Linked DNA regions of Homo sapiens: regions 2 and 3 are each linked to region 1. A link is a contact called in ENCODE Hi-C or POLR2A ChIA-PET data. All regions are on one chromosome and are shown on one strand. The core of a region is the stretch at or near the end of the contact, and the rest is flanking DNA. Distances in the headings are between cores, read along the strand shown.

Region 1 (3,075 bases), core at 304-2,803:
TTTTTTTTTTTTTTTTTGAGACGCAGTCTCGCTCTGTCGCTAGGCTGGAGTGCAGGGGCGAGGTCTCGGCTCACTGCAACCTCCGACTCCCGGGTTCAAGCGATTCTCCTTCCTCAGCCTTCCGAGTAGCTGGGACTACAGGCACGCACCACCACGCCCAGCTAATTTTTGTGTTTTTAGTAGAGAAGGGGTTTCACCATGTTGGCCAGGATGGTCTCGATCTCTGGACCTCATGATCTGCCCACCTCGTCCTCCCAAAGTGCTGGGATTACAGGCGTGAGCCACTGTGCCCCACCGCTGCTTACTTTTATTTGAGACGTTGAAGGTCTTGTTAAACAGAGATGTTATAATCTCAATAATATAGGAGGGACACTCCACATAATTATCAACCTGAATGTCATTTCATTTATCTGATAGTCTTAGTCACTAAAATTAGGTTTCTGAGGGAATGGGTATGGGCTAAGTTTAATAATAAATATAGGCGGCCGGGCGCGGTGGCTCACACCTGTAATACCAGCACTTAGGGAAGCCGAGGTGGGCGGATCATTTGAAGTCAGGAGTTTGAGACCTGCCTGGCCAATATGGCGAAACCCCATCTCTACTAAAAATACAAAAATTAGTTGGGCGTGGTAGTGCACGTCTGTAATTCCAGCTACTTGGGAGGCTGAGGCAGGATTATCGCTTGAACCCGGAAGGTGGAGGTTGCAGTGAACCAAGAGAGCGGTTCTGCACTACAGCCTGAACGACAGAGCAAGACTCCATCTCAAAATAACTAACTAACTAACTAACTAAATAAATAAATAATAAATGTAGGCTGGGCGCGGTGGCTGACACCTGCAATCCCAGAACTTTGGAAGGCCAAGGCAGGCAGATCACTTGAGCCGAGGAGTTTGAGACCAGCCTGGGCAACATGGTGAAACCCCGTCTCTACTTAAAAAATATTATAAATACCTTAGGCATGAGTAAGAATAAAGTCAGTATTATGGAATGTCTGCTCTGTGATAGGCAGCATTCATAGATAAACACTTGACCTATGTTATTTAATCCTAGCAACACCCTGTGAGATAACATTATCCTAATTTTAACTCAAGAACCTGAGGTTCCAAGAAGAATTGTAATTTACCCAAAGTCACAAATTATTCGTAGCTAGTCCAAGATCTGAAACTCAGGTCTGGCTGTTCTAAAGCTCTTGCACCTTCCATTCAACTTCAGAAAGTTTTACAAGGAAGGAGTGTTTTCAAAATGTAGCCCGAACAGTTGCCACTGACTAAAGGAAATGGCGGGACACCAAGGAAGAGAGTAGGAGCTACAGGGAGGCCGGGAAAGAACAAGGAGAAACAAGGAGAATGAAAAAGGGACCAGGGAGGCTGTTCATAGCGTCCAACGCTGCGTACTGACTCTCCCGCAAGCGGGCCTGCCTTTGTTCTTCCTCCATTCTTTTTGAGAAAAACCTCTTCCTGTGTGTCCGTTGTTCACTCTCTTGTGTTCAAATAAAGCTAGATTATTGAGAACTGCGGACGGCAAAGGAAAAAAAAGCGAGCGTGACGGCTTCGGTGTGCGCCTGCGCGTTGGCGGCGGCTGTGGCGGGGCCCGGCGGGGAGCGGGTCCGGAGCAGGCTCCCGGACCCAAAACTGAAGGGGGCGTCTGAGGCGTCAGGGAGCTCCCTCGCCTGGCTCTCGGCGGCCTGATGGAGTAAGAGGGGTTGGCTGTGAATGTGAGTATCGACGGGCCGGCCTGCGTTGAGCGTATCGGAGCCCAAGGGTCCTGGTCGTCTGCCCCTTAGGGAGGTTGTGGGGCTGCAAGACACCACCGGGTTTCTACTCCTGCAGGCTGCGGCTCAGGGGCAACCTGGTGGTCCACTCTCCCAGAGCCGGCGCGGGTTTATGGGCAGGCGGTGCTGCTGGCTTCGGGGTACGGATTTTCGCGGGGGCGTTCCAGCTCTGCTCCCAGCCCCAGAAGGAAACGTGGCTCCAAAGCCTTGACCTTTAGGGGAAGCCACTGACCTCCTTCGTCCCCAGTTGGGCAGGGAGTCCAAAGACCCTGGTCCTTAAAGCCCGTAGGTCTCAGGCCAGGGACACATTTCAACCTCTCGCGACTGACAACCTCCGTTCTTTTTCCTCCTTTCGTTTCTCTCCTTGTGGGATGCGTCTTGATAATAACAACTAATAACAAATAGTAACAACAGCTTACTGTGTCCGTTTAATATTTAGTCCGAATCTCGGTGTATAATTGTGGAGAGGAAATGCTTTACATCCTCTTCCCCTTTCAATTTGTTGTGTAATCATCTTTGAGAGTAAGATTAAGGCATCTTATTGAGAAGTTTGAGATATCCGTGGCTTTTAGCAACTTGAGACTGTCATCCTAGGTAAGCGAAGTTCTCTTACCTAGCAAATAAGTGCTGTATCCACCATAATGGTTTATATCCAGTTTATTCAAAGCACAAATAACTTCTTTTTTTTTTTTTGAGACAAAGTTTCGCTCTTGTTGCCAGGCTGGGGTGCAGTGGCGCGATCTTAGCTCACTGCAACCTCCGCCTCCTGGATTCAAGCAATTCTCCTGCCTCAGCCTACCCAGTAGCTGGGATTACAGGCACCCACCACCATACCTGGCTAATTTTTTGTATTTTTATTTATTTTTATTATTATTATTTTTTTTAGGACGGAGTTTCGCTCTTTCGCCCAGGCTGGAGTGCAGTGGCGGGATCTTGGCTCACTGCAACCTCCGCCTTCCAGTTTCAAGAGATTCTCCTGCCTCAGCCTCCCGAGTAGCTGGGATTGCAGGCGTGCACCACCACCACGCCCGGCTAATTTTTGTATTTTTAGTAGAGACGAGGTCTCACCATGTTGGCCAGGCTAGTCTCCAACTCCTGACCTTAGGTGATCCACCCACCTTGGCCTCTGAAAGTGCTGGGATTACAGGCTTGAGCCACCACGCCCGGCCCACAGATAACTTTTGAGTGCTTATTAAGAGCTTAGTACTGTTGTAAATAGCATGGGAAATCTTAAAATTTGCTTTAAGCCCCGTTCTCAAGTTTGGTCGTGAATGAAATAATGAAAGACAATTTTCAGATGCAAC
Region 2 (3,075 bases), core at 169-2,668, 1.1 Mb after region 1:
GCAAGTGTAGAGTCTAGAGAAGCCAAGCCGAATTTGAGGAAGAGGAGGCGGCGCGGAAACTAGTGAAGGAGAAAACATGGAAAGGGCTAGTGTATTTAGTGAGCTCCTTCGGAACCTTAGAGAACAAAGGTGTTACGGAACTATATGCTCTCAAATTCACACTAAGCACTAAATTCCCGCCGCTATGGTACATTCTGGGGAAAGGAAAAACAGCGCAGTCTGGACCCAAGAAAGCTCACAGCGTGGCAAAGGAAGTGAGAAGTGAGTGAAAGATACAATGTTGATTCTGTCTTCCCTGGCAGTAAGAAAAAAAAACAAAAACAAACAATGTTTAAGTGCTTTGGCCGGGCATGGTGGCTCACGCCTGTAATACCAGCACTTTGGGAGGCCGAGGTGGGTGGATCATGAGGTCAGGATTTCGAGACCAGCCTGGCCAACATGGCGAAACCCCATCTCTACTAAAAATACAAAAATTATCCGGGTGTGGTGGCACACACCTGTAATCCCAGCTACTTGGGAGGCTGAGGCAGGAGAATTGCTCCAACCCAGGAGTCGGAGGTTGCAGATCGCGCCACTGCACTACAGCCTGGGCAACAGAGTGAGACTCCGTCTCAAAAAAAAAAAGTGCTTTAAGAGAGGTGTGCACAAGGTACAAACAGATGCCCTGAGCAACTGGCGACCGTGTGGGGCGAGACTCGGGAAGGGCTGGTAGGAGGGGCTGCTGTCCAGGTGCGTGGTGGTCCTCAAGAATTCATGGGGGCAATTCCAGCAGAATCGGCCTTTTGAGGCCTCAGGCAGTTCTTGTGGGGACCGAGGCGACAGATAAGGAAGGAAGGGATACAGGCGCGTTAGCAATAACTGGGTTCTATTTGAAAGACGCAGGGGGCCGGGCTTGGTGGCTCGCGCCTGTAATCTCAGCACTTTGGGAGGCCGAGGCGGGTGGATCACGAGGTCAGGAGATCGAGATCATCCCGGCTAACATGGTGAAACCCCGTCTCTACTAAAAATACAAAAATTAGTCGGGCATGATGGCGCGCACCTGTAATCCCAGCTACTCGGGAGGCTGAGGCAGGAGAATCGCTTGAATCTGGGAGGCAGAGGTTGTAGTGAGCCGAGATCGCGCCACTGCACTCCAGCCTGGGCGACAGAGCGAGAATCCGTCTCAAAAAAAAAAAAAAAAAAAAAGACGCAGGGATGGAGTTTGCCGCCTGAAAGGATACAGGAAGGAGAGGCGAAAAACTTATCTGAATTCTCACTGCTTCCTTACAACTGGCGACCAAGTGGACCAAAAACCTCCAAAAACCTCAGTTGGCTGGGCTACGGGGTCCTTGCTGTCCTTCCTGGGCTTCTGTACTCGGCCGGAACTTTGGTGTTCTGACGCCTTGTTTGGCATCGGAAGGGAAAAGCAGATGGACCTATACGGGTAAAGTGGCTTCTGGGCGGAAGGTACACTATAGGCTCGGGGAGGTAAGCGGCGGCAGGCCGGCGGTTGGTGTGTCCCGGGTGTGGGGAGGCGACAGAGCCCTGGCACTTGAGGGTTGAGGGGGCCTCCCCAGCGCGGCGAACCGTCTAGCCTCCGGAGGCCAGGCCGTGAGTGCGGGAGGTATACGCCAAGGCGGAAGAATTTTGCCACTCACTACCTGTGTGACCTCGGGTAAATTAGCCTTGGAACGTCAGTTTCTTCGTCTCTATAATTGAAATAATAATAGTACCTCTCTCAGGATTGTTGTGAGCCGTCAGTGAAACACTTAGAGCAGTTTCTGGCACATGGTAAGGCATGGATAGCTTTACTAATTCTACTCACTTCTAGCTGCGTGGATTGTGTTGTCAAAACCCACCGTCAACCTCAGGGCGGTATTGTCCAGTTAATAGTTTAGATTTTCTGTTTACTGGTAGAAAAAAAAAAATGAAACAAAGCATTTATAATTAAAGTTATATTATTAGAGAAGTAACACTACGGAGGGTTTGGAAAACATTTTATGAGCTATCATTTGTTTCTCAAATTTCGGTATGTGTAGAGGTAAAATCATTTAAGTGCAACCGGCGCGGGGGAATTTAAATATTATCCATAATTCCGGGACCTCAGATCAACTGTTAATTTTTCCTGGTTCCCTTAACGTTTATAATACATGTGAAAACATACTGTTTACATGGTTTTGATTTATCAACAAACCTTATTGATAATGTCGGCTGGGCGCGGTGGCTCACGCCTGTAATCCCAGCACTTTGGGAGGCCGAGGCGGGCGGATCACTTGAGGTCAGGAGTTCGAGACCAGCCTGGCCAACATGGTGAAACCCTGTCTCTACTAAAAATACAAAAATTAGCTGGGCGTGGTGGCGCACGCCTGTAATCCCAGTGACTGAGGCAAGAGAATTGCTTGAAACCAGGAGGTGGAGGTTACAATGAGCCGAGATCGCACAACTGCACTCCAACTTGGGGGACAGAGCTGGACTCTGTCTTAAAAAAAAAAAAAAAAAAGTTGGGCATGGTGGCGGGCACCTGTAATTTCAGCCACTCGGGAGGCAGAGGCAGGAGAAGCACTTGAACCCGGGAGGCGGAGGTTGCAGTGAGCCAGGGTCGTGCCATTGCACTCCAGCCTGGGTGACAGAGCGAGACTCCATCTCAAAAAAAAAAAAAAAAAAAAAGGTTGGGCGCCGTGGCTGACGCCTGTAATCCCAGTACTTTAGGAGGCCCATGTAGGCGGATCACCTGAGGTCAGGAGTTCGAGACCACTCTGGCCAACATAGTGGAACCTCATCTCTACTGAAAAAACAAAAACAAAAACAAAAATTAGCCGGGCATGGTGGCGCCCGCCTGTAATCCCAGCTATTCAGGAGGCTGAGACAAGAGAATCGCTTGAACCCAGGAGGCGGAGATTGCAGTGAGCGGAGATCTCTAGCCTGGTGACAGAGCAAGACTCCGTCTCAAAAAAAAAAAAAAGTATTGATAATGTCATTTTACCTATTGGTGTCTGTATCCTACAGAAAGGAAATACGTATCTGACTTGTTTCATAGGATTTGTGTGTGGATGGCATGAGATAATATATATCAGGGTGATATGAAAGTGTTAGGAG
Region 3 (3,075 bases), core at 417-2,916, 1.1 Mb after region 1:
GCCTGGGCAACAAGAGCAAAACTCCTTCTCAAAAAAAAAAAAAGAAAAAAGAAAAACCCGCTGGACGCAGTGGCTCACGACTGTAATCCCAGCACTTTGGGAGGCCAAGGTGGGCAGATCACGAGGTCAGGAGTTCAAGACCAGCCTGGCCAACATGATGAAACCCCGTCTCTACTAAAAATACAAAAAAATTAGCTGGGCATGGTGGCAGGCGCCTGTAATCCCAGCTACTTGGGAGTCTGAGGCAAGGAGAATCGCTTGAACCTAGGAGGTGGAGGTTGCAGTGAGCCGAGATCACACCACTGCACTCCAGCCCGGGCGACAGTGCAAGACTCTGTCTCAATACAAAAAAAAGAAAAGAAAACCCACAATAGTATGGAGACAGCAAAGACTCTCTTAACAGTGTGAAAGATACAAGATGCACTTCCCACAACTTGAGGATTGTATAGGAAGTTACTGGGAAAACTCACAGCAAGATTACTTTTTAGCTCAGTCCTTTATATTCTTTTTGTTTGTTTTTGGAGATGAAATCTTGGTCTGTCGCCTAGACAAGAGTGCAGTGGTATGATCTTGGCTCACTGCAGCCTTTGCCTCCCAGGTTCAAGCGATTCTCCCACCTCAGCCTTCCAAGTAGCTGGGACTACAGGCATGCACCACCACGCCCAGCTAATATTTTGTATTATTAGTAGAGACAGGGTTTCATCATGTTGCCCAGGCTGGTCTTGAACCTCTGAGCTCAGGCAATCTACCTGCCTCACCCTCCCAAAGTGCTAGGATTACAGGTGTGAGCCACGATGCCCAGCCAGTCCTTTACATTCTTATTGAGGGCTCATAATAGCTGAATAGACCAATATGCAACAAAAAAGTCTTCCCACCCTGTCTCTACTAAAAATACAAAAGATTAGTTGGGTGTGGTGCCACGCGCCTGTAGTCCCAGCTATTTGGGAGGCTGAGGCTGGAGAATCGCTTGAACCCGGGAGGTGGAGGTTGTAGTGAACCAGAGGTTGCAGTGAGCCGAGATCGCGCCACTGCACTCCAGCCTAGGGGGCAGCGAGACTCTGTCTCAAAAAAAAAAAAAAAAAAAAAATTAGCCAGACATGGTGGCATGCACCTGTAATCCCAGCTACTCACGAAGCTGAGGCAGGAGAACTGCGTGAACCCAGGAGGTAGGGATGGCAGTGAGCTGATATCGTGCCACTGCATTCCAGCCTGGGCAATAGAGCAAGACTCTGTCTCAAAAAAAAAAAAAAGAAAAGAAAAAATAAAATAAATTAAATTAAATTAAAAACAAAGAAAAAATAAGGAAAAGATACATGGTCCTTGACCTCATGGAATTTAAAATCAAGTATGGGAGACAAACAATGAACAAGTAAAGAAACAATGAATTCCATCTAATGGTAAGTGTTAAGAAGGAAGTGAATCAAATGAGTGCAGGGGCTATCTGCAGTAGGGTGGTTAGAGAGGCTTCTCTGAGGCACTGAGGCTGAGACTAGAAACTTCACGAGAGGAAAAGATGGTACAGTTTTCTGGACAGAGGCCTTCAGATGGAACAGCTAAGGCCCTGAAGCTGATAACAGCTTGGCTTAGTCAAAGAACTGAAAGAGAAACTGTGACTAAAGTTTAGCAGGCAAGCAGGAGAATTGAATGCGGTGGGTTAGTGGTAAGAAGAAAACATATCTTTCTGAGCTTTATAAAACAGGGTGAGGAGCATGGAAGTTAGGCAGTGGGAAGCCATCAAATGGTTTGAAGCAGGGGAGTAACCCAATCCAGCAAGGGTTTTAAAAGAGCACTCCTGGAAAGAGAGAGAGAGAGAAAAAAAAAAAAAGAGCACTACAACTGGTAGATGAACAGACTAGAGGGGCCAGGGTGGAAGTACAGAGAGGACTCAGAAGGAACCCACAGCAGTCGCATTAAACAAGTAGCCACAGGGACAGAGAGAAGTGGAAGGATCTACGAGATGACGAGGAAAAAAGAGTAATTCGCAGAGCTTTAAATCCGAGAAGTTACTTCCTAGTGTCCCTTTCATAGCAAAACTGTTGGTTGATTTAAACAGTGAATATTGGCTGGGCGTGGTGGCTCACAGGTGGCTTACAGGTGGCCTGTAATCCCAGTACTTTGGGAGGCCAAGGTAGGAGGAAGGATCCCTTGAGCCCAGGAATTTGAGACCAGCATGGGCAACACAGGGAGACCCTGTCTCTACAAAAAATTAAAAATCAATTCGCTGTGGCCAGGAGTGGTGGCTCACGCCTGTAATCCCAGCACTTTGGGAGGCCAAGATGGGCAGATTACTTGAGGTCAGGAGTTTGAGACCAGCCTGGCCAACATGACGAAACCCCGTCTCTACTAAAAATACAAAAAGTAGGCAGATGTGGTGGCATATGCTTGTAATCCCAGCTACACAGGAGGCTGTGGGAGAACTGGTTGGGCCCAGGAGGCAGAGAGGTTGCAGTGAGCTGAGATCACACCACTGCACTCCAGCCTGGGCAACAGAGCAAGACTCTGTCTCAAAATAAATAAATAAATTAGCTGGGCATGGTGGCACACACCTGTGATCCCAGCTACTCCAGAGGCAGAGGAGGGAGGATCACTTGAAGCCAGGAGGTCAAAGCTAGAGTGATCCATGACCACGTCACTGCACTTCAGCTTGGGTAACAGAGTGAGACCCTGTCTTCAAAAAAAAAAAAAGGAGTAGGGGGCCGGACACGGTAGCTCACACTTGTAATCCCAGCACTTTGGGAGGCTGAGGTGGGCGGATCACAAGGTCAGGAGATCGAGACCATCCTGGCTAACACAGTGAAACCCCGTCTCTACTAAAAATACAAAAAAATTAGCCGGGTGTAGTGGCGGGCACCTGTAGTCCCAGCTACTCGGGAGGCTGAGGCGGGAGAATGGTGTGAACCCAGGAGGCAGAGCTTGCAGTGAGCTGAGATCACGTCATTGCACTCCAGCCTGGGCAACAAAGCGAGACTCCATCTCAAAAAAAAAAAAAAAAAAAAAAAAAAAAGGGATATCAGTATTGCAGTAGAGGGGTTGGAACAAGAACCCCCAAAGTGACAGTGTCCTTTATCTCTTCAA

What was found. A loop is a pair of places that touch in the nucleus more often than their neighbours do. ChIA-PET counts read pairs that join two places held with the same protein, here RNA polymerase II (POLR2A). Pooled maps may share reads with other maps.
Region 2: a pooled map shows a loop between it and region 1 (4-fold over the local background). The contact joins the promoter of NDUFAF1 here to the promoter of ZNF106 in region 1. A Hi-C loop is called at or near these places in 1 of 168 maps with a recorded cell type or tissue (CD4-positive, alpha-beta T cell) and 8 of 50 pooled maps. POLR2A ChIA-PET finds 5 or more read pairs at or near these places in 1 of 52 experiments (K562).
Region 3: a pooled map shows a loop between it and region 1 (3-fold over the local background). The contact joins the enhancer-like site here to the promoter of ZNF106 in region 1. A Hi-C loop is called at or near these places in 1 of 168 maps with a recorded cell type or tissue (CD4-positive, alpha-beta T cell) and 9 of 50 pooled maps. POLR2A ChIA-PET finds 5 or more read pairs at or near these places in 3 of 52 experiments (A673, PC-9 and T-cell).

The regions. Positions count from the first base shown.
Region 1 is chr15:42,489,619-42,492,693 of GRCh38, reverse strand. ZNF106 (zinc finger protein 106) reads left to right here and starts at 1,553. Exons shown (of 22, transcript NM_001366845.3): 1 at 1,553-1,714. It also overlaps a transcript of SNAP23 not described here. RefSeq lists enhancers at 1,381-1,490, 1,791-1,840, 1,891-2,080.
Region 2 is chr15:41,400,839-41,403,913 of GRCh38, reverse strand. NDUFAF1 (NADH:ubiquinone oxidoreductase complex assembly factor 1) reads left to right here and starts at 1,418. Exons shown (of 5, transcript NM_016013.4): 1 at 1,418-1,770.
Region 3 is chr15:41,428,187-41,431,261 of GRCh38, reverse strand. All of the region lies in intron 1 of RTF1 (RTF1 homolog, Paf1/RNA polymerase II complex component), which reads right to left. Among named protein-coding and RNA genes, the nearest start is that of RTF1, 13 kb to the right of the region's middle. RefSeq lists an enhancer at 1,469-1,688. Within about 2 kb of position 1,666, at least 3 of the 41 ENCODE cell types and tissues checked have a DNase peak (open chromatin) inside an H3K27ac peak, as active enhancers do.